Regions from separate parts of the Homo sapiens genome. Here all the other regions are linked to region 1. A link is a loop called in an ENCODE intact Hi-C map of the cell type or tissue named here. Cell type or tissue: mammary epithelial cell. All regions are shown on one strand.

Region 1 (8,000 bases):
TTTGCTGAGCATTTCTTCTTGTAGGGAGCTGAAATCCTAAGGTTGTTAGAATGATTTCTTCCCCATGAACAATTCTACAAAACCATCTCACATCTCCCCCCAGCATAGTAGGTAGGAACACAGGTTTTTGAGTTAGACCTGGGTTTGAATCCTGTCTTAAATCTTTGGTAGTTTTATAACCTTCTGCAATTATATAACCTCATGCAGCCTCAGTGTCCTCATTTGAAAGTCAGATTACATAGTTAAAGTGCTTAGAACAGTCCCAGGCATGAAATAAATGTTAAATTAATATTGTCTATTATAATGATCAAGTTAGAGGTACTTTCCAGAAATGTGATAGGAAGGAAGCAAGGGGTGAAGTAGGGGGACTTTTCTCTTTCTTGAAAATAAAAGCAGCATAGAATCAGGAAGATGAGGACAATTTGAAACAAACATGAGCTTATAACCTATGCTGCCCTGGGACTATTATCTGCTCTAAATATTAAAAAAAATTTTTTTGGTCTAGAATTATTTTCTTAGATGTTAGGTAGTTTTATATATGGAATTCACTTGGTATGCAATCTATATTCATGCTCTGAAAGTCAAACTAGGTTTGCTTTATAATATATTCTGAAATTTGCATTCTATTCTACCCTGTCTAGACTTCTACAACTAATAGGCCAAAAGAGTTGAAGTTGTGACTGAAAGCACTTCCTTGTCTCCATGTACTGTACTCCAGACCTTAGATCCAGAAAAGAGATGCTTAATACAGTTCCAGTCCTGAAATGAACCCTCTAAAATTTTCCAGACTTATTTTTGTTAGACTAAAATCTGAAACAAACACGTATTTGTACAATGTATGGTGCCTTTTTTCCTAATACCCTAGTATCTGTACTTTTCAAGATCAGTACTATTACAATTTGAATTCCCTGTAAAGGCAGAGGATTGTCTTGGTTATCAATGCCTTCTTGGTCTTTCAAAATTATTAATTGAATTGTGGCACTTCCCCGATTAAAATTCTTTACTGACTTCCCATTACATTGGGTAAAAAACAAACTGTCCCCATAGCCTTTAGGGACCTGCAGAAGCTGGACTCATTCTCATTGGAGGCCACTGTCTCGATTCCCTGGTCTCCATCCAGAAGGGCCTCTTTCAGCTTTTGCAAACTCTTTCCCACCTTGGGCTCTTCGCACATACTGGTCCCTAAATTTGTAACTTCTTTTTAGATTTATTTATTTGTTTATTTGTTTATTATTTTTTGAGATGGAGTCTTGCCCTGTCACCCAGGCTGAAGTGCAGTGGTGCTATCTCTGCTCACTGCAACCTCCGCCTCCTGGGTTCAAGTGATCCTCCCGCCTCAGCCTCCTGAGTACCTGGTACTACAGGCGCACACCACCACACCCAGCTAATTTTTGTATTTTTAGTAGAGACAGGACTTTGCCATGTTGGCCAGGCTGTCTCAAACGCCTAGCCTCATGAGATCCGCCTGCCTCAGCCTCCCAAAGCCTGGGATTACAGGCATGAGCCAACGTGCCTGGCCCAACTTCCTCTTATTTAAAATGTCACATCCTCCCCTTTGCCTTCCCTAATCATCTTATTTAAATAACTCCCTTCTTTTCTGCCACAAACCCCATGCTGATTTTCTATATCTCAACAGTCACTCAGTTTCCTTAGTAATTCTTATAGTTTATTTATTCTCTTTCTAATTGTCTGTCTTTTCTAAATGATGAGCTCTATGAGGTCAGGGTCACATGCCTGTGATAACCCTGCAGGGTACATGGCATGTGGCAGATATCCAACAACTATATGTTGAATGAATATGTGAGCTTGGGGAGAAACAATGATAAATGTTCCACATATTTATCACCATTGGTATAGAGAACAGAAAGAGACAAAATTGAAGATTTTGAATCCAGATTACAGAAGGGCTCATTAAGGGTATCCTGTAGTAGGTAATGATCAGTGTTTTTGAGCAGGAGACTGATGCCATTTGGTTTGTGTTTAGAAGGATTATCTGGCAAAAAAAAAAAAAAAAAAAAATAGCAGACTTGATTGTACTAGAAAAATAGCCCCAGGGAGACCAGTAACAGTATTACCTGGAAAAGACTGGAAGTAAGAGAAGGGTTTTGGATAAGGAAGAGTGTTGATTGAAAACCTTAATAAACTAAAGCAAATAGTCAAGAGAAAACACATTTTTTTCTTTTGGTGGCTAATTCATTCAAAATATATGTTTCGAGGTTATTGGGGAAGAGGGTATAAAAACATTATTCTCCATCACAACTCTCCAACCCAAAGAGGTTACTTTCAAAGATAGAGCTGGATCTAGTATAGCATCATTGCAGTGTTTTTGTTCAATAAGTCTTCTGGTCATGTCTAGGATGAGAAAGTTAAACAGTTGTTTGGTTAGTTTGTTTCCAGATATTTTAAAATCTCCCTATACAGAGCTATATTAATTGGCACGTATTTGATTTTTTTTTTTTTTTTTTTTTTTAATGGAGCACTGTGGAAGAGAAAGGCTGGGTTTCATTCCTTTGGGAAAAGCTGTCTCAGTTTGTGGAACAAGAATTTTGAGTCAGAACTTTTAGGCTTAAGTCCTGGCACTGCACCAGCTGGATAAAATTAGGCCAGTCATCTAACCCCTAAGCACTCTGTTTTCTGATCTATAAAATGGAAATGAATTATACCCTAACTCACAGTAAATACTTTTAAACTGTAGGCTGCTCTACAAATTCTAGTGACCTGGATTCAAGACACTCTATATCTTCACCTTGCCCAAATAGCTATATATTAACATTTTAATTTATATTATACCCAGAAATTAGCAGAAGGGGATTGACAAATATGAGAAATGGAGAAACTAGAAACGCCAACCAGGCGAGTGTATCCAAGGGATGGTGGACTAGTAGTGGATAACTTGTGGGCTGTACACCTACCTTTACACTTAAAATCATCAGGGAATTGCTGGTACTGATACCAAATTACCAAATATTGTTTTTGTTTTGTTTGTTGTTATTGGTTTTTTTTTTTTTTTTTTTGGTGAATTTGTGAGAGTATGGTAGGTGGCGAAGAAGGGAATTTTCATATTATGTCATCATTGTTACCAACAACAATATTATCAGTATAAGGCAATGGTTTCTAAACTCTCCTGAGTCAAGAAATTTTTGGAGTCTCTGATGAGAGAGATGGACTCTAGGAAAATTTTCATGTACATCTTTCCCCCACCCCAACTATTTTGATTATAAATCAAAGGATTCACAGACTACCTGAAGCCTCTCTAGAGACCAAGCAATCCAATGGACCTCAGGTTAAGAGACCTGGCTATAAAGTAGCAAGTGAATTTTCTGTTTACAGAGTCTGTTTTGCTTTTCTTTGTTTGTTTTTGTTTTATTTTAAGTGGGATTGTTGTCATGGGTCAAAAAAGTCATAAAGGGTCTGGCATTGTGCTAGGAATGTCCTCAAACCTTAATGCTTCTAGTCATTTTAGTAATACTGCTGGGTAAGGGAGTTTGTTGTTGCTTATATAAAACTGGTAAGAAGAAAGACTCCTGGCCAGGCGCAGTGGCTCACACCCATAATCCCAGCACTTTGGGAGGCTGAGGGTGGTGCATCACTTGAGGCCAGTAGATCAAGACCAGCCTGGGCAACACGGCAAAACCCTGTCTCTACTAAAAATACAAAAATTAGCCAGGCATGGTGGTGCGTGCCTGTAGTCCCAACTACTCCAGAGGCTGAGGCATGAGAATCGCTTACACCCAGGAGGTGGAGGTTGCAGTGAGCCGAGATTGCACCACTGCACTCCAGCCTGGGCAACAGAGCAAGATTCTGTCTCAAAAAAAAAAAAAAACAAAAAAAACAAAAAAAAAAAACAAAAAAAAAAACGGCTCCCAGGTTTTAGTAGTCACTATATACTCTGTTGGTTACTACAACACAGATTGTAAATATCTTCTAACATTCTGTCTCTTAGGAATTTTACTCTCTCAAAAAATAGACTGTTCAATGTTTTTAAACCATGTTTAATTCACAAATACAAAAAACGTACATGCTGATCACTGTGTATGTTTAGGGCTCCCAAATCTACAGTTCTATCTTAAGTTCTTTATAATAATGTCAGACGGTTCTTCTGACATTATTACAAAGGTCTGCTGAAAAAATCCGCCTGGATATTCCAATAGACTACTTACTCATAAAATATCCAAAAATGAGTCAGTCTCCTCCATCATCATATTCCAGGAGTCTGCTCCATCTCCAGGCTCCCTCTGTTGGTAATTGGCACCATTAGCCTCTTGCTGGCCACCAGGCCAGGCTCTGCCAATGCTTCAGAGCTCTGCACAGGTTTCACCCCTTCTGATGTTATTATACTTCCCTGGCACTGTGACACCTTTCTTATCTCATTTGGAGGAGAGTGAGGGCTGGCGAGAGAAAATCCAAACCACTGTTATTTTTGAATTGTTGCTATTATTACTACCATTATTATTAGTTTTCAAACAAGCACATTTGTGGTGATCTTCTTAGCATTCTAATATCTTCCTATTGAAATGAATGCAAAATTGAAACTCCTTATCACAACCTACTTGATCCCATAGGATTTGGACCCTGTTTCTAAGATTATCTTTTGTCCCTTACCAGCTTCCAGCCACAGAGGCCTTATTCTTTTCTTTTCTTTTCTCTTTTCTTTCCTTTCCTTTCCTTTCCTTCTTTTCTTTACTTTTCTTTTCTTGCTTGCTCTGTCACCCAGGCTGGAGTGCACTGGCATGATCTTGGCTCACTGCAATCTCTGCCTCCCAGGGTCAAACAATTTTCCTGCCTCAGCCTCCCGAGTAGTTGGGATTACAGGCATGTGCCACCACGCCCAGTTAATTTTTGTATTTTTAGTAGAGATGGGGTTTCACCATGTTGGCCAGGCTGGTCTCGAACTTTTGACCTCAGGTTATCTGCACACCTCGGCCTCTTAAAGGGCTGAGATTACAGGAGTGAGCCACCGTGCCCGGCCAAGTGAAGGTTTCATTAGGGAACCATTGACAACTCAATGCCTTTCACCACAGAGCTAAATTTATCTTTTAGGGGATAAATGCACTGCTCAGCCCCATCCTGGAGGGGCTCACTCAGCAGAGAGGAGGAATGATCACTCCTAGGATACTCTCTCATCTAGGATAACTTACAATGTATCAGAGCACCCCTGAACCCAAGGCATGTGTATGTGTATATATATTTTTTAAGACAAAGAGTTTTGCTATTAAAGTATTCAACCTGGAAGAACAAGAAAAAGCCTAAGTTTCACTGAGATGAGACAAATTTCCAAAAATGTTCTTTTCTAGGTCATTAGAATTTCCATTTCTGACCTATAAAAGAGGTGCATATATCTATATTTTCTCTTGTATCATTTATAATAATAGCTGTTTAACTTTGATAACACCTGTAATCAATTTTCAGGATGCAAGCTATTTCTAGAACATTAAAAAAACTGATATTCTTTAAATAAACTAAGTGCATAAATGGTTCAAGTGCTAAAATTCAAGGCTTCTATGTGTATGATGCATACTGATATTTGAAGCAATTTTACAGAAGTGCATATAATTGAAAAAGTAGCTTTATTTGGGTAAAATCAAAGTATTTATTAGTAAAGTCCTCTTAAATGCTCATATAAAAAGTAACTATAGACACATAAAATATCATTATTGTTATTATCATCATTAATAGCTAGCCTGGTACTTTAATGATTTTCTTGAAGTTTCCTTATTTGAATTAACTTGTTGGTCTTGATTGCAATTAACATTACAGACTGCTGAGTCATGCTAATTCTCAGAACAAAAAGAAAGCAAACCAAGCAACATCAAACCAAAGAGCTCTTTAAGAGGATCAAATTTTCCATGCCTCAAGGATAATTTCATATTTGTTTATACATATACCCTTTTATATCAATTAATATCCTAGAAGTAAAGATTGTTCATATCAGAGTAAAACAGAAATTTTGCTAGCTCTCATGATACAAGATAACTCTAGGTATTTGTAGGTAATGGCCATGAGTTTAGACTGATTTAAATTGAATTTCAGCAAATTATGCCCAAAGAAATGATATGATCTTATTCAAAGTCAGAAAACTCAGTGACTCTGAAATTGGTTCTTTGGAGTAGATCCATATGGTCAGTTAATACAATTTGATGCTTATCTGGTTGGTGTTCTGGAAAACAAAGTTGGTTTTTCTGCAAAGAAAAAAACAAATTCCAAAGAGTCACATAGTTTTTTATTTTCATTACATGTTGACATTTTGCTCCATTTTCTATCTTTTTGTGGGCATACACATTTTGAATGATGACACGGTCAGATAAAGTGATAGTTTCCCTGAAAGAATGATTCCACCTCCAAGGGAAAAATTCAACTCAGAAAGAAAGGAAATGGTCAACAATATATAGCAGAAAATACCACTTTCAAAGCTAAATTCTTAGTTACTAAAAAAAAGAAAAAGAAAAAAATCCTATTAGTTTCACAACGATAAGATTAGTTTAGGAGAAGTATCATGTAATTGCAGAAGATATTACAAGCTATTTTTCATGAGTGTCCTTGTTAACAGGTCTTGGATGGATGATTTTACTACTCAGATGCTGAATTACAAGTCTCAGCAACTGAAACTCAATAGAAAAAAAAACTCACGTGGAGTGGAGCACATTAATAAAATAAAACTGCAGATTAAATCATGTTTTAGGTGGGAAAAAACATCTTTTATTTAAAAACTGTTTTATAAAACTTTCAAAAATTGATAATTTAAGAATCCAGGGCTGGGCTCAGTGGTTCATGCCTGTAATCCCAGAACTTTGGGAGGCTGAGGCAGGCAGATCACTTGAGGTTGAGTTTGAGACCAGCCTGGCCAACATGGTGAAACCCGGTCTCTATTAAAAATATAAAAATTAGCCAGGCGTGGTGGCAAGCGCCTATAATCCCGGCTACTCGGGAGGCTGAGGCAGGAGAATTGCATGAAGCTGGGAGGCGGAGATTGCAGTGAGCCAAGAGTGTGCCACCAGACTCCAGCCTGGTCAACAAGAGCGAAACTGTCTCACAAAAAAAAAAAAAAAAAAAAAAGAATCCAAAAGTATTTAAGGATCATTATTTAAATAATAAATTTGATGTGTAAGACTGTAGATCTAAATGGCAGTGCTTTGTAAATTGAAATATTCTGATGTATTCTTCAGAGCTTGCAAGTTCTATGAGAACTTATTAGTTTTTTCATTTTACTGAATTAAAAAATGTACATGTTTCTTACGCCAGATCACCAAAGATTGCTATATGGATTCAGGGTCTCTATTTGTGTTACTGTTGCATCAATGCTGAGAGATCATCAAAGAAGTTAGTACTTAACTCCTAATATCCTTGGCCCAAACTAATGTCAAAATATTTGTCCTAAGGTAGCCATTGAGATGAGTTCCTTTTGCCAGTATAATGATAGAACTTTTTGTTTGCAACAAGAATGTGCAACGGAAAAACTATTTAATTGACCAAGACTTTAATTCCTTATTTAAAAATTTAGACTTTGGTCTGACACCATAAAAATGAATTTGGGAACTTACTGTTATGGAGTAATGAAGAAAATTTAGGAGTGGATTTACTATGTAAATAAATAAACTATTTGTGGTATGTGAAGGCCAAATGATATTATGGAGATGGTTTTATCATAATTGGTTAGAGAGAAGTAGTGGGACTTTGGGGCCTTCCCTTGTCACAGAGAAGTGCAAACACACTGAAGTGAAAAGAGCCCCACCCAAAGCAGGAGGCAGGATACTCATGATATGCAGGCTATGAGGAAATGTCAGTTGGGGATCTTGCCTTTATATGTGTAACAAGGCATTTTTAAAAAGTGCAACAGCAATAAATGCAAAAGTAAATATAAGAATTTTTTAATTTAGTGATTTTTTTACATTATTAAATTTTGGGATTCATTATTGAATTTTATTGATAATGGACTGATGAAAAATTAGTTAATTATCAAACTTTTCTGTTTTGAAACTGATTGTACAACACTGAAGTTTGAG
Region 2 (8,000 bases), 62 kb after region 1:
GTCTTTAGGGGGTTCTGAGAAGGAAAGCATTATGGCAAAATTAAATGGTAGAGTGATATAATTTTTTTTTATTTTCTAGGAGGAAAAAGGAAAGTCGGGACATATGGAGAAATAGATGTTTGAGGAATATAAGGAAGACAGTGTTTCAAAACTATTCATGGAGAGCTGCCTAATATTGCTTCTGTGTTCCTCAATACTGTGGACCATTTTAGACAGTAGACACTGGAACGGAGAGTAGTGAGGAAAAGTGAATTCTTAATGGCTGTTTATCTCATTAGGCAAAGTTTTTTTCTGCCTTTCCTTATACTCCAGAAGTTTTCAAGCTGAAAAATTGAAGCTTACAAAACTACAAATTTATGAAGGGCAAAGACTACATTTTCTTTGAATTCCTACACCATCTTGCATGTTAATGGTTAACCAAGTATGCATAGACCTCCCCATCAACAGGGAGAGTATGATGGATACCCAATAGCTAGTCAACATTAGCAGTTGAGTAAGCAAACAAAGTGAGGTGTGGAGGTAAGAGTCTAAGTGCCTGAAGTCATACTAGATTGTGGTGCTCACAGGCATTTAATGCCTCCTGAGAAGAGACAGTTACTCTATGATGAGTTCCTGAGATTAAGCCATTTTAGAGCCAAAACTTTTTTATTTTGCATGTAGTTTAAAAAATATACAAATTATAATTGTTATAATTAATGACTCACCCACATGGAAAGCAGCCTTCCATTTAAACCCTGAAATATGACCATGCTTCTGAAAGCAAATGAGAATAATCTGTAAGTGAGAAAACATTCTCACAAAACATATGCATGTTTTTGTTTTGGATAGAGCCTTTTTCAGGATCCTAAGCCTGACACTGTATATGAAATGAAATCAGTTAAAAGAAGCATATACATTAAAAGGATATGTCTAGAGATGATGCCACAGGAAGGAAGCAAAAATTATACCAGGCAAAGAGGTAGTTAGTGCTAAGGGAAAATGAGTATCCACTTTTGTTCTCATAGAAATTGAATATATTTAAGGTGTACAACATAATATTTTGACATACATATATATACATAGTAAAATAGTTACTACAGAAGACCGGGGGCAGTGGCTCATGCCTGTAATCCCAGCACTTTGGGAGGCTGAGGCAGGTGGATCACCAGGTCAAGAGATCGAGACCATCCTGGCCAACATAGTGAAACCCTGTCTCTACTAAAAATACAAAAATTAGCTGGACATGGTGGTGTGCCCCTGTAGTCCCAGCTACTTGGGAGGCTGAGGCAGGAGAATCTCTTGAACCCGGGAGGCAGAGTTTGCAGTGAGCCGAGGTCGTGCCACTGCACTCCAGCCTGGCGACAGAGCAAGACTCTATCTCAAATAATAATAATAATGATAATGATAATGGTAATTACTACAGAAAAGCAAATTGGAATATCCATCTTCTCACAGAGTTGACTTTCCTGTTTGTGTATGTGGTAAGAACATCTGAGATCTAATCTTTGAGCAGGTTTTCAGTATAAAACACAGTATTATTATTATCCTCATACTTCTGGACATATTCATCCCATGTAACTGCAACTTTGTACACTTTGATCAGCATTTCTCCTTTTTTCTCACCTCCTTGCCCATGGTAACCACTGTCCTACTCTCTGCTTCTATGTATTGGACTTTTTTAGATTCTGCATATAAGTGACATCATATACTTTTTTTTTTTTTTTTTGAGACACAGTCTAGCTCTGTCACCTAGGCTGGAATGCAGTGGCATGATCTCGGCTCACTGCAACCTCCACCTCCCAGGTTCAAGCGATTCTCCTGCCTCGGCCTCCCGAGTAGCGAGGATTATAGGCGCCCGCCACCATGCCCAGCTAATTTTTGTATTTTTAGTAGAGATGGGGTTTCACCATGTTGGACAGCCTGATCTCAAACTCCTGACCTCTTGATCCACCTGCCTCAGCCTTCCAAAGTGCTGGGATTACAAGCGTAAGCCACCGCGCCAGGCCTGAGATCATATACTTCTTAATAACTCTTGAAGGCATCAGTATTATTGGAATCTGTATCAGTTAACATGGGCTAGATTATGTCATAGTGCCAAAATATCCCAATGTCTCAATGCCTTGGAACAGCAAAGGTTTATTTCTTGGTCACACTGCATGGCAGTTGTGGATTGACTGGGGCTCTGCTCTGCATCACTGTGGCCCAAAACCTCAGGTAGAGCGTCCCCTACCTGGAAACACGCTAGTGATGAGAGCAGGGAAAATGCAGGGCGAAGCACAAAAGGACTCTTAAGGCTTCTGCATGGTGGTGATCATATTGCTTCTGCTTACTATTAGCTGCTGTAAATTACATGCCAAGCCTTACTTCAAAGGTACAGGAAAGCATAACCCTCTCCTAATGAAAGACAGTGGATATTGGTAATGAGTAATCCAATCTTTCACAGAGTCTAGTAAATAATGGATGCTTTTAGAATTTAGTAATCTGAGTAATGAAGAAAATGTCAAATGATTCCTGTATATTTCATTCAGCACCTATTTATTAGATGTTTTCAATATCAGGCAGTACACTAAGTACTACATAATAAGGCAAATGAATGGATAATATATTAATATATCAAAGTGTTTGCACTGAAAGGAATATGTTTTATTTTTTTGAAGAAACTTGTGTTTAAGTTAATTCATTTGCCAAAAGCAGAGCAAAGCTACCATGTTGCCTGTATTAGTTCCCTATTGCTGCCTGACAATTTATTGCAAGCTTAGTAGCTATAAAATATCACAAATTTATTATCTCGTAGTTTCTGTTGGGCAGAATCTTGAATGACATAGCCAAATTCTCTGCTCAGGGTCTCAGCAGGCTGAATGAAGGTGTCAGCTCGGGCTGTGGTTCTCATTTGAGTCCTGGAGTCCTCTGCTAAGTTCAGTAATTGTTGGACATATCCATTTCCATGTAGTTGCAGGACTGAGGCCCTATTTTCTTGCTGGTTGTTGGCCAAGGACCTCTCTCAGCTCCCAGAGCCCACCCTCAGTTCCTTACTACATGGCCTCCATAGGCAGTTCATAGTATGGATGCCTGCTGTCTTCCAAGTCAGCCAGAGCATATACCTCTGACATGCACTCCTTCGATCAGCTGGAGAAAACTCTCTGGCTTTGAAATGCTCATGGGATTAGATCAGGCTCACCAGATAATAGCTGTAATTTAAGGACAGCTTATTTGGGATCCTAGTCACATCTCCAAAATTCTTTCATAGCAGCAACTAGATCAGCATTCGATTAAATTACTGGGAAAAATGTGTGTGTGTCAGGGGCTGGGAAGCTTGGAGGTCTCTTAGAATTCTGTCTACCCCCTGACCTCACTGCAAAATGGTGGGTGTTAGTGTAGAAAAAAAAAAAAGGTAATAGTTTTTCCTCATGCATCACAAGGTTTATGGCTGAGACCCCTATAACAAAAGACAGATTAACAAAAGAAAAGCATATATATTTATTTAATACAAATTTTATGTGACATGGTAGCCTTCAGAAATAAAGACCCAAAGAAACAGGGAAAACTATATTTTTATGGACAGTCACGCAGAGAGGTATGATTAGAGAACAAAAGAGTATGATCTAATGGTAATAAACTGGGGGGACTTAAGAAGGCCGCTTTGTCCCAATGCTTCTTAATATCTCTGTGACATTCCTTTTTCCAGGAATACAGAGGACTCCTCTGGAATGAGAGGTTTATGACCTATTTTCAGGGGAGGTTTTATGGCCTGCTTCGGGGGCAAAGGTACAAGTGGAATTCTTTCTATATCCTACTTCTGCTGTTTCCTCACATGCTAGGGTGCCATATTTTTGTGTAGCATGTCCTGAACTCTGTTGTTATTTCAGTTTGCCTATGGCAGGATTGATGAGGTAGGGCCTGTTCTAGAGTAAGTGGCTCTCCTGGGTAAGAACTGGAATTATTAGGAGGGGTATCTTTTGAGGACATTTGTGATGGGTTTGCTCAGTGACTGGTGAGACCCTAGTTGTGTGCTCCCAAGCTGGATTCTCTATGAGTAACACTGAAATTATTGAATCCCTTAAATTCCTAGAGGGTTACTGCATTAGTCAGAGTCCTGGCAAGAAGCAGACAAAATTTTCAAACTGGGTAACTGAAGAGAGTTTAATAAAGGGTTATTTTTTTATTTAGGTGTGGGCAGAGTGTAGGAAGCCAACAAGGGATCGTTATTTCTCCTAGGCTGAAAAGGGGAAGGGGAGAGTGGGACTGGGAATCTGGAGAGGGGAGTTGTGTGGAAAGGGCTCTGACAGGAGCTATAGCCTTTGGTAGAAAGATGCCACCAGTCCATGGAAACTAGGCAGGAAAGTAAAGGGAAACAAATAGCCTAGTCTCTTCCTTTAATCCTCTTATCTCTTGCCAAGAGGGCAAAAGAGCCTGTTTGTCCAGTCCTCAGAGGTCAGCTTCATGGGGCAAGAACAGGGTGGAGAAAGGTAGGGAGGAGATCTAGAAAGGCAAACAAAAAGATAGGTAGCATGATTACTAAAGACATATTTCTTGGCTGTGGTCAGGGTCACAGCTTCCGTTGTGACTCACAGATGAAGTCTCTTTATCTGTGCTTCATAGAGTGTTTTAGTTAGCTTGGTTATAACTCTATCCCACTATGCAATATCATTAACATATATGTCTGTCATTCCCGCTATTTTGTGAGCTTCCTGAGAGCAAGGGCCATGCCTTATTCATCTTTATACATGCAGTGTCTATGTGCTTGGCCCACAGTAGATGATTAATGAATGCTTGTGGGATTATGAAGATATGAAGTCAATGGTGAACAATTATTAAAGTCCTACAAGTAAATTGGGTAATAGGGGCATAAGCAAATGCACAACACTCTTACTGCTCTCTAAGATGTTCTATTACATATTGGCTGATGGAGTTAGAAGATACACTTACCATTGCTGCAACAAATCTCCTGATACTATGAAAATTTGATGTTCTATTTTCATTTTCTACTTAAAGGTCATTAATTTCAGGTTGTACTACACGTTTCATTTAATGAGCACTAGAATCTATCAACAGAGAAGGAGGAACAGCAAATGCAGGGCAAATGAGACAGCTCAGAGCCACTAGTCATCAAACTCAGTTGGCTGTCTGCAGAGTGCAATGACTTTGGGATAAGACGTGATGCTTTACCTTCCTGCCATTGTCACATGTGGTTCTTGTTGCCAAACAGGGAGTAGAGTGTGCTAAGTCTATGAAAAAACTGTTTTCTTCTGTTTTACTTTTTGACATTTTCAAAGCACTAGATAAGGATAAATGTGGTCAGCTTGATGTATGATTGTTTTGGTTCACGTAGAATCATATGCTGAAGAATCACAGGGACTGACAGGGGAAAAATGTAAATGTCATAGTTTTGCTAATTACTTTAGCATGTGTTTCTTCCACATGTCTGAAAGCAAATGTAATTGAGGGTTGTGGTTTCTGGGGCATGGCCAAAAGTACAATGTGACTAACAACTGAGGAAAATATCATGGTTTATCATGTGGTAGAGGATCTGTTATCGTTTTCTTCCCCTCCCCCACAAAGTAAAGATTTTTCCAATATTTAAGGATGTTACTGGAGTATGAAAGAAGAATTATACAAATTGAATCCTGGGATTGGTATTTTTATCGGGTAAGAAAAAAAACATATAAAATGCAGTTTTAAGTTCAGTGGCTGTTCCATTCCATCCTAGAGGTTTCTATTGCAAAAAGTGGATTTGCAAACAAGAAAACAGCTCTTTCAATTCTTTAAACATTTCAACGATGATAAGGGTCTTTCTCAAGCAAATAAATCTCAGGAAATTCAAATACTAGTATGAAACCATAATCTCCCTTCACCTTGTTGCTTCAAAGCCTAGTAACTCTATTGAGAACTCCTGAAAACCAGTGGGTGATCTGACCCCAAGGCTTCATATACTATTTCTTATTTTTATCACAGGAATTTCACAATTTAAAGGCAAGGTTAAAAAACAGTCTATTTTCTCTCTTAAGCAAGTGATCAGGTTGCTTTGTGAACAAAGCAAAAGGCTGAGCTCACATGGAACACTTTTGAAATCTTCCTGGTTTGGGATGGACTGCAAATGCTATTAGTATATTTCCTGGTATTTTAGATGCCTATGAATTGCACCGTAATGAAATCTTTGAATAACAAGCATCTGGTAGCCAGAGCCCACAAAGACTTTCCTATATTATGCAGAACCTTCTGCTACTTTTGAGGCTGTTCTCTTGGTCTTTTAGACTATATCTTTTTCCCTTTATTTCCCCACATGTTTGGGAGTCACAAGTATTTTTGTCACATTTATCACTGACTGTACATAGGTGACTAAACTGGTCATCTGCAGGTCCAGCAGGTTGTGAGAAGAAACTGGGTGATGTATATTCCCCTTTCTCTCCCATATCAAACACCACACCCTCATCCCTGCCCACTAGCCCTATAACTGCTGACTATAAGCTGCAGAAGCAAATGGAAAGTCTATTCTACCAGTGGATTGAGGGGTGTTGGGACTCAGAAAACAATAACCCAAATGAAGGCTTCAGAAGCAGCCTCAGAAGCAAAAGATTTTCTCTGACCTTCTCCTGCCCTCCTGTTTCATAGTCCCACTCTCCCTGGAGGACTATCATAGAAACTAGAATCTCTTTTCTGCGAGGCAAGTCATAGAAGCCAGAACCGCTTTTCCCCAAAGCCAACCATAAAAACCTAAAAATATTACTTTAACTCCCTCCTGACATCTTTCTGTGTAAAAACTGGCCATAATTTATCTGATATACCTTGTTTGACTGTAGGTCATAAGACCCCCATTCCAGAGATGGTCCTGCCTCATACCTAGAAGGAAGAAATACATGCTCAAAGGGGCCAAGAAGAATACAGACAGACAGGCCTTGCTGGCTTTCCTCACTCGATCTATTAGCATGAGATCATACCCTTCTTGTCCAATCATATTTCTACACAATCATCCATACTTCATTTAACCTAAGCATAAAATGAACAATTTCTTCTGTATCTTTGGGTTTCTATTCTGAAGGCTCCTGCGTATGCACATTAAATAAATTTGTAAACCTTTTCCCCAATTAATCTACCTTTTGCAAGTTGATTTTTCATAGAAACTTGAGAGGACCAAGGGGAAAGCTCTCCCTTGGCCCCTGAAAAGGAAAGGTTCTAATGTGTTATTGAGAGTAATGTCAGATAAGAAAATCCAACTAGAGAGCAGAGGAAAGGAGGAAAGCTGGAATAGGGGTTCTAGCTTCTTTAGGGAGTTGAGTGTGGGCCATGAAGGGCCTGAAATATTATTCAGGTACCTGCTTGTATTATCCCATATGCTATTTTTTTTTTTTCCTGAAAAGAGAGTTAAAACTTACAATTAAATTCAAAAAGGGTTTGGGCTACACAAAGTTTTAAGGCTGATTATTGTCAAGAAAGTAAGTTTAGTTAATTGATTTATATTTTACAAATCCAGGAGAGAAGGAGGAATGGAAGGAAGTAAGAAATAATACAGGTAGGATAAATAAGAAGAAAATAGGCATTAGAGAGATACTAGCATTTTATTCCTTTTATCAGTTACTTAATACTTGGTCTGGTGAAATGGGATCTGGGGATAGACACCATTTCTACCAGACAATATGCATGTGTTTTAGAGATGAGACAATGAAGGCATAGAGAAGTTGAACAACGTGTGCCAGTTCACTTAGCTGGTCAGTATCAGCCAGCCAGCTTTGGGGGTTGCGTTGCTCTTCGTTACTCCTGGAAATCTCTTTCTCTTTCTTGATATATTTTACAAAATATACTTTTTGTAAACTGGAGGATAAAGTTGCATACCAAAATATTATCTTTGGGTGTTGTGATTATGGGTGATTTGACATTTTATTTTTGTCACCATTTTATCATAGTTATAATAAACATACCGAACTATATAATAAAATAATTGTAAATTGCTTTCACCTTTCTAAGAAATTAGTTATCATGTTGTTAACTCCCTCAGGAGCAACCACATTTCTGCTGAACAAAGGGCA
Region 3 (8,000 bases), 270 kb before region 1:
ATGATGTTTGGAAATGGAGTATTGGCAGTGTTGACAAAGAGAAGCGTAGGAATCTCAAAGATCTCAAGGGGTGGAATCTAAGGCTAGCCACAAATCCAGGCAAGGATCATGGCTGTAGCTGTAAGTACAGTGCAAGAAGGACCCTGGGATTAGGGTCTATGAGACAATACATACTAGCAAAAAGTAGGCTGGGAGAACTTTGAGGACAGAGCCTATGCAAGGCTGGCTTCATAGTTAGATATAGAACCTGTGCAGTCACACAGAACCCTATACTTGCAAGGGCCCTGTATTTGGTTGAATGCTCTGTTGTAGCCATTTTGAAATTCTTAATAATTTTTGGACAAAGGGATTCTGCATTTTCATTTGCACTGGGCCCTACAAATTATACACCCTGTCAGGACACTAGCACAGTAGTGAAAACATAGAAGCTGCTCATAAAAGTCAGTTGAATGAAGACATTCTTCTACTTGTAGGAAACACTCTCAGTGGGCTTGGGAGTCATGGGGCAAGGAGGTGCTAACAGGCTCTGCAAGACAAGAAGTTCCTCAACAGCAGCAAGGTCTTCTGTGTTCTGTTGGGTAGAACAGCATAGAGAGGCCTGGAAAGAGTGTGTTGGCAGCTAAAACTGAGCAGATGGACCTCAAGGATTTGTAAGCTAGGTTTGCCTAACCAACCAACTCATTCAGCTTCTCAGATGGTCTTTTTAATTACTTATAGACATCAGTCTTTATTTTTATTTTATTTTAGAGATGGGGTCTAAATAGGTTGCCCAGGCTGGTCTTGAACTCCTGGCCTCAAGTGATCCTCCCGCCTCTCAGTCTTTATTTAATACTTATTTAGATCATCCAGCAGCAACTTTTTTTCCCTACCGTAGTGACTTCCACTTTTGTTTATAGGTTACTCAGATCTTCTCCGAGTTGATTTTCTTTTGTCCTCTTTTCCATGCTGAGCATTATTTCTCTACGTCCAATTGTCATGTTGTGTAATTATTTTTAAATGAAGTATACTTACTGCTACAATTCCTGGGGGCAAATTATGTACTATATATCTTGTGAGCCTGTTTTTAGACTTAGAAATTATAGAATTATTGTTAACAAAATGTAATGACTGTTTGTGTTAACTCTTGAATTTTCCTCTTCCAGGTGACTTCTGCAGCCACTTTAATCATAACCTTCATTGACCTGTGTCCTTCTGAGGAATCTTATTCCTTCTAGGTCCTTTCCATTTAAAACTTTGCTGCAGGCCTGTCACTGGATAAACATGGCAACCAAGAAGCCAAATAATGCCTTTGCCCTGCTTTTATTTATTTTTATTTATTTATTTATTTACAAACTCACTCTGTCATCTAAGATGGAGTGCAGTGGTATGATCATAGCTCAGCACAGTCTCAAACTTCTGGGCGCAAGTTATACTCTCACCTCAGCCCTCAGCCTCCCAAGTAGCTGAGACTATAGACGTATGCCACCACACCTGCCCGCCTTCCCCTGCTTTTAGAACCTGGGAGGTAGGTGCCCCAAATGGAAAGAGCTTGGACTTTGGAGTCACTGAAAACTTGATTTGAATTTCGGTTCTACCAGAACAAGCTGTGTGAATTTGGGCAAGTTATTTACCTTCTTTGACCCTCAGTCTCCTTATCTGCAAAAGAGGGGTAATAATGCCTATCTCACAGGGCAATTGAGAAGAGTGATATAAAAAATGACCAATACACACTAAGAACTCAGAAATGGCAGCTACAGCCAGGTGCAGTGGCTCCCAGCCTGTAATTCTAGTACTTTGGGAGGCTTAGGTGGGCAGATCACTTGAGGCCAGGAGTTCGAGGCCAGCCTGGCCAACATGGTGAAACCCTGTCTCTACAAAAAATACAAAAAAATTAGCCAGATGTAGCGGTGTGTGCCTGTGGTCCCAGCTATTTGGGAGGCTGAGGTCGGAGGATCTCTTGAGCCCAGGAGGTGGAGGTTGCAGTGGGCCATGTGCATACCTCTGCACTCCGTCCTAGGTAATAGAGTGAGACCCTGTCTTCAAACAAACAAACAAACAAAGAAAAGACTACTACTATTCTAAATATATTCTGCATTTTCTTTTTGAAACGTGTTTTTTATTTTTATTTTAAAACTTGCTATAGAGATGGAGTCTTGCTATATTGCCCAGGCTGGCCCTGAATTCCTGGCCTCGAGTGATCCTTCCTCTTCTACCTCCCAAAGTGCTGGGATTACAGTCATGAAACCTGCACCCTGGCTTAAATTTCCTGTAGACAGCCTGTTCCTGACATATTTCTCTTAATCTTCCAGATAAAGGCTGTGCTTCTTCCGTATCTCTTTGCTTACTCACCATGCTCACCTGTACTTCCCGCCTCCATTCCTGATTCGAATGTCTTTCTTATTCCTCCTGTGGGAACTCTACCTCACCTTCAGATTTTTACTTCATCTCTGGACTTCCCTGAAGACATCACGTGACACTTATATCAGCATTCTCTGAATTGTTGCTGTACCTCTTGTATAAATCATTTATTGAGCATTATCTTACATTGTTGTTTTCAAATTATCTTATATTATTCTTATGAAACAAGATGTAGGCTCCATTTGGGCAAGGACAACACTTTGAGAGCATAATGGGTGCCTGACAAATATTTATTAATTGTATAATTTAATGAATTAAAGCATATAAAAATATTAGTCAAGCACACATTATTCTCTCGAGAGTAATTAATATAAATTTATTAATTTACTAATTGATGATTCCATTTACAGCTGTGTGTGTCTTTGAGTAACAGTGACATTGTGCTGACTCTGTCTTTTCACTAATCCAGGTTTTGTCAATTAAAAAAATCACTTTTTACAACTAACATATGTCCATCAGTTGCACTCACGGTTACCTAGTATCATTGGTTCGTCTTTGTCAAAAGATACAGATTCACTATTTAAGTCAATATCAGGAGAAGCAGTTTCAATTAGGCAGAGGTTTCAAAGCCAGCTGGATGCCAGGTACCATGACATCATTCAGGCTGCTCTGTGGTTTTTATGATTCAGATGTTTAAGTAATTGAAATAACTGGATTGTCACATGGTTGGTTTTGTTATTTAAACTGTATTATTGTTTGACTTGTAGAGACAGTATACTCCCTCAACTGTTTTACTTCTGGAATTGATATTGTGTAAAGAATGAATTGATATTCTAATAAATTGAACTGGGCTAAATATACTGGGTCTGTTAACAGACATAAATTTCTCAAAATTGTAGATCTTCCATATGATACTGTTGTTTAGCTAGCCATCATACATTTCTTAAAACTTTTAATAAGACTTGCTTCCCTTTTTACGGAAACTGGGGACATTTTAGCCTATTCATACAATATTTTTTAAATGCCAAGAAAATTTTCAGTCTTCCCAGACAGCACAATTTGTATAGTCATAAAAAGATTCCATTTTGGCTACAAAATTTTGGTTACAATAACAGGAGGTGGTTTTCTTCAACTCAGTCTGTTTTTTTTTTTTTTTTTTTGAGGCAGAGTTTCACTCTTGTTGCCCAAACTGGAGTGCAATGTTGTGACCTCGGCTCACCACAACCTCCACCTCCTGGTTCAAGCGATTCTCCTGCCTCAGCCTCCGGAGTAGCTGGGATAACAGGCATGCACCACCACACCCGGCTAATTTTGTATTTTTAGTACAGATGGGGTTTCTCCATGTTGGTCACGCTGGTCTTGAACTCCCGACCTCAGGTGTTCAGCCACCTCGGCTTCCCAAAGTGCTGGGATTACAGGCATGAGCCACCGCACACGGCAACTCAGTCTGTTTTTAAGTATGCCCTTGAAGGGAGTTTGTTGTTTTTTTTCCCCCAAGTTTTGATGTTCTTTTGATTGATGTATTTTCAGAAATCACAAATAAATTAGTTCCCAGAGGTTGAGAGAACCCCTATTAGCAGCATTCAGAGAATGCATGTCTTGCTTTCCACATGCCAGTGCTGTGGCAGGTGGATGTTTGAGTCACCAGGTGACCTCTTTGGAGCCAGCACCTCCTAGCTGTAGATCTTAGTACACTCTTTTTTCTTTCTTTTCTTTTGTTTTTTGAGATAGAGTCTTGCTCTGTTGCCCAGGCTGGAGTGCAGTGGCTCGAGCTTGGCTCACTGCAACCTCTGCTTCCTGGGTTCAAGTGATTCTCCTGCCTCAGCCTCCAGAGTAGCTGGGATTACAGGCGCACGCCACCACACCCGGCTAATTTGTTTTGTATTTTTAGTAGAGACGGGGTTTTGCCATGTTGGCCAGGCTGGTCTCAAACTCCTGACCTCAGGTGATCCGCTCGCCTTGGCCTCCCAAACTGCTGGGATTACAGGCGTGAGCCACCGTGCCTGGCCGACCTTACTGCACTCTTGCTCTCTGTATCGAGGAAGTCTGCAGTATTCTGCACACATGAAGCTGATGTTGAAACATATAAATTGCATTTGATTTTTTTCCTACACCCACCTAAATTCAAATTCCACCAAATTTGGTTTAAAAAAAAAAAGCAAACAAATATTATGGTTTTAAGCCAGTCAAGTTCATTAATTTTATCTAAGTAACAGTCACAAATAATTAGTTTGACTAAAGTTATCATGGTTCAACCAGTTTTTTTTTTTGTGAATCTCATCCTGTCGCCCAGGCTGGAGTGCAGTGACACAATCTTGGCTCACTGCAACCTCTGCCTCCCAAGTTCAAGCGATTCTCCTGCCTCAGCCTCCCGAATAGCTGGGATTACAGGCGCACACCATCACACCCTGCTAATTTTTGTATTTTTAGTAGAGACAGGGTTTCACCATGTTGGCCAGGCTGGTCTCAAACGCTTGACCTCAGGTGATCCACCCGCTTTGGCCTCCCATAGTGCTGGGATTACAGGTGTGAGTCACCATGCCCGGCCTTTTTTTTTTTTTTTTTTTTTTGAGACAGAGTCTCGCACTGTCGCCCATGCTGGAGTGCAGTGGCTTGAGCTTGGCTCACTGCAACCTCTGCCTCCCAGCTTCAAGCAATTCTTGTGTCTCAGCCTCCCAAGTAGCTGGGATTACAGGCATGTGCCACCATGCCTGGCTATTTTTTGTATTTTTAGTAGAGATGTGGTTTCACCATGTTGGCCAGGATGGTCTTGAACTCCTGGTCTCAAGTTATCCGCCCACTTGGCTTCCCAAAGTGTTGGGATTACAGGCGTGAGTCACCGCGCCTGGCCGTGACTTCACTTTCATGTTGATGTTAATACCAGGAAGTAATAAGGTTGCGTTTGCATACCTTTTGGGGACTTCAGTTTTCATGCTGAAAACTGTTCTTGTAACACTTAAATTGTGGTGAGCAGTTTAAATTATGTGAGCAGTTTAGCTTTTAAAAATTCCCTGAAATGCTTTGATATGGAACTTAGACTCAAATAAGACATACTAGGCAGAGAGAAAATTGGAATACTTGAAATACAAATTAATCAAAATTTACTGAACAAATATACTTTAATATAAGGTACAATAACAGAAGAAAGGTAATACTTTATTTTCTTAGTGATTATTTGAAAATTGTTCATTTCTTCTTTCCCTTGACATTCTTTGCCTTTTCTAAATCACCTTCAGTGAAAAAAGTAATTTACTTCTTAGAACAATCAATTATGTATGCTTTTTCAGCTAAGGATTAAAACATGGGCATTCTTATACCAAAATTATTTTTTTTCTTTTCTTTTGCCTACCTGTCTCAAGTCATCCAAGCCGTAATGCAGTGGTACAAGCTCAGCTCACTGCAATCCCCGCCTCCCAGGTTCAAGTGATTCTCCTGCCTCAGTCTCTTCAGTAGCTGGGATTACAGGCATGCACCACCACGCCCAGCTGATTTTTGTATTTTTAGTAAAGACATGGTTTCACTATGTTGGCCAGGCTGGTCTCTAACTTTTGACCTCAAGTGATCCGCCCGACATGGCCTCCCAAAGTGCTGGGATTACAGGTGTGAGCCACAGTGCCTGGCCTTTTTTTTTGAGATGGAGTTTCGCTCTTGTTGCCTAGGCTGGAGTGCAATGGTACAATCTCGCCTCACCGCGACCTCTGCCTCCCAGATTCAAGCAATTCTCCTGCCTCAGCCTCCCGAGTACCTGGGATTACAGGCGTGCACCCCCATGCCCAGCTAATTTTGTATTTTTAGTAGAGACAGGGTTTCTTCATGTACGTCAGACTGTTCTCAAACTCTCGGCCTCCCAAAGTGCTGGGATTACAGGTGTGAGCCACTGCGCCTGGCCCCTTCCATACATTTTCATTCTTATTTCCGTAATTTTGGGTTTTTCTCACTCAATCCCCCTCCCTATTTGACAATAGTCTGTCCATATATTTTTCATTATCTTTATCATTATCTACATCTTCATAACCACTTATTGATACCTACATACCAGGCATGGTTTTAGGCCCTCTCTCTGTGGCATGGTGATTCTTACAGCAGCCTACAAAGTTTCACAGGTTAGGAAATTGAAGCTAAGATAGGGTGGTAGGGAGAATAATGGCCCCCAAAGATAGTCACACTCTACTCTCCAAAACCTGTGAATATGTTACCTTACCTGGCAAAAAGGATTTTGCAGATGTGATTGATGTTCAAACTTTGAGACAAGGAGATTGTCCCAGATTATTTGGGTGGGCCCAGTCTAATCACATTAGTCCTTAAATGGAGAGAATATTTCCTGGCTAAGTTATAGTGCAATGTGAAAATGAAGGAAGATGGCTGGCTTTGAAGCCAGAGGAAGGGGCCACAGCAAAAATGCAGGCAGCCTCTAGAAGCTGTAAAAGGCAAGGGAATATGGCCAGGTACAGCAGCTCATGCCTGTAATCCCAGGGTTGGAGGCCCTGGATTGGAGTTCAAAATCAGCTTAGGCAAAATGGTGAGACCCCTGTCTCTACAAAAGCATTAAAGAATAGCTAGGTGTGGTGGCATGTGCCTGTAGTCCCATCTACTTGGGGGATTGAGACGAGAGGATTGCTTGAGACCAGGAGTTCCAGGCTGCAGTGAACTGTGATCACACCACTGAACTCCAGCCCTGTCCCTAAAAACGACATAAAAAGCAAAAAGAATTTGAGCCAAAATGTCATTTGCTGATTGAATTATGTGGCTTTCTTCTATGCCATTCTGCACTCTTAGTAGTATCTAGAAGAGAATTGGTGTTTCTCTCAGCAAGTCAATGAATCTAAGCAAATTCTTTTTCTTGATTCTTCTTTCCAGTCTCTGGGCTACTAATTCATCTTTGCTCTGTATCTGTATCTAGCGCAGTGTGTCTGCTTCTCAATAGAACCCACATTATGAATGACAGTGGAAAATTTCTCAGTCTATGTGAATGTCCTGTAGTCCTCCATTAACAGTGAGTTTGAGAAGCAAAAGATGAAAACTGAAAAACATAAGCAGATCCTATGACACCTATGTGGTATTTGCTAATTATAAAAAGCCCTTTGGTTCTATGTAGTTATAAGAAAAGACATATTCCATTCTATTATGACCAGCTTGAGGTTAAAATGCAAGTTAAATTAGTATCCAATTTATTTCAAAAGGCTGTAGCTAAATTTCATACCCACGCACCATCTACCACTCTTATCATTTCACTGTCTCTCTATTGTTCTATTTACAGAACAAAAACAAAGAAGGTGATTTGTAAATATTGACTAAACAAAGGACATTTTAGAAAGGATTCCAAGAACTCTCTGTACTTTCATTACCCTTACACTGAAGTTATCTTCTAAAGAAGCAAATAATGTAGCTGAAAACATTCCCTCAGCATATATGCCTTGAGAGATTAGATTGCTATAAGTTGAAATTCAAGACAGAAAATGCAGTGAAGTAGTGGAAGGCAGAAAAGGATTAGATGACTGAAATTATTGTTAAAATAGTACTGAACATCTTGTTTTGCACAAATATTTATGGAATAAAATATCTTCTTTTCCATTATAGGTATCCCTGAAAATTATATATGAAGGCTGAATAAATGCTTTGAGGTAAAGGATTAACAGAGACATAAATATCAAATAGTTTTTCTT

Evidence for each region. Peaks named below come from ENCODE experiments on the same cell type or tissue, not always from the same donor. Only the 100,000 strongest peaks of a DNase experiment are listed, where the experiment ranks them.
Region 2: it touches region 1 in a loop (2.2-fold over the local background); 5 of 110 quality-filtered maps call a loop at or near these places.
Region 3: a loop joins it to region 1, with 4 times the contacts of the local background. A loop is called at or near these places in 3 of 110 quality-filtered maps.

What each region holds. Positions count from the first base shown.
Region 1 is chr6:113,410,934-113,418,933 of GRCh38, reverse strand. No RefSeq gene overlaps it. Among named protein-coding and RNA genes, the nearest start is that of LINC02518, 19 kb to the left of the region's middle. In mammary epithelial cell, a CTCF peak has its summit at 4,250 (motif pointing left); a DNase peak (open chromatin) is centred at 4,213.
Region 2 is chr6:113,348,765-113,356,764 of GRCh38, reverse strand. The region is part of intron 3 of LOC107986637 (a long non-coding RNA gene); the gene reads left to right. Among named protein-coding and RNA genes, the nearest start is that of LINC02518, 81 kb to the left of the region's middle. In mammary epithelial cell, no CTCF peak of the experiment used is centred here; a DNase peak (open chromatin) is centred at 4,514; H3K27ac peaks cover 1,425 bases.
Region 3 is chr6:113,685,855-113,693,854 of GRCh38, reverse strand. No RefSeq gene overlaps it. Among named protein-coding and RNA genes, the nearest start is that of LINC02541, 40 kb to the right of the region's middle. In mammary epithelial cell, a CTCF peak has its summit at 4,003; DNase peaks (open chromatin) are centred at 2,374 and 2,994; H3K27ac peaks cover 345 bases.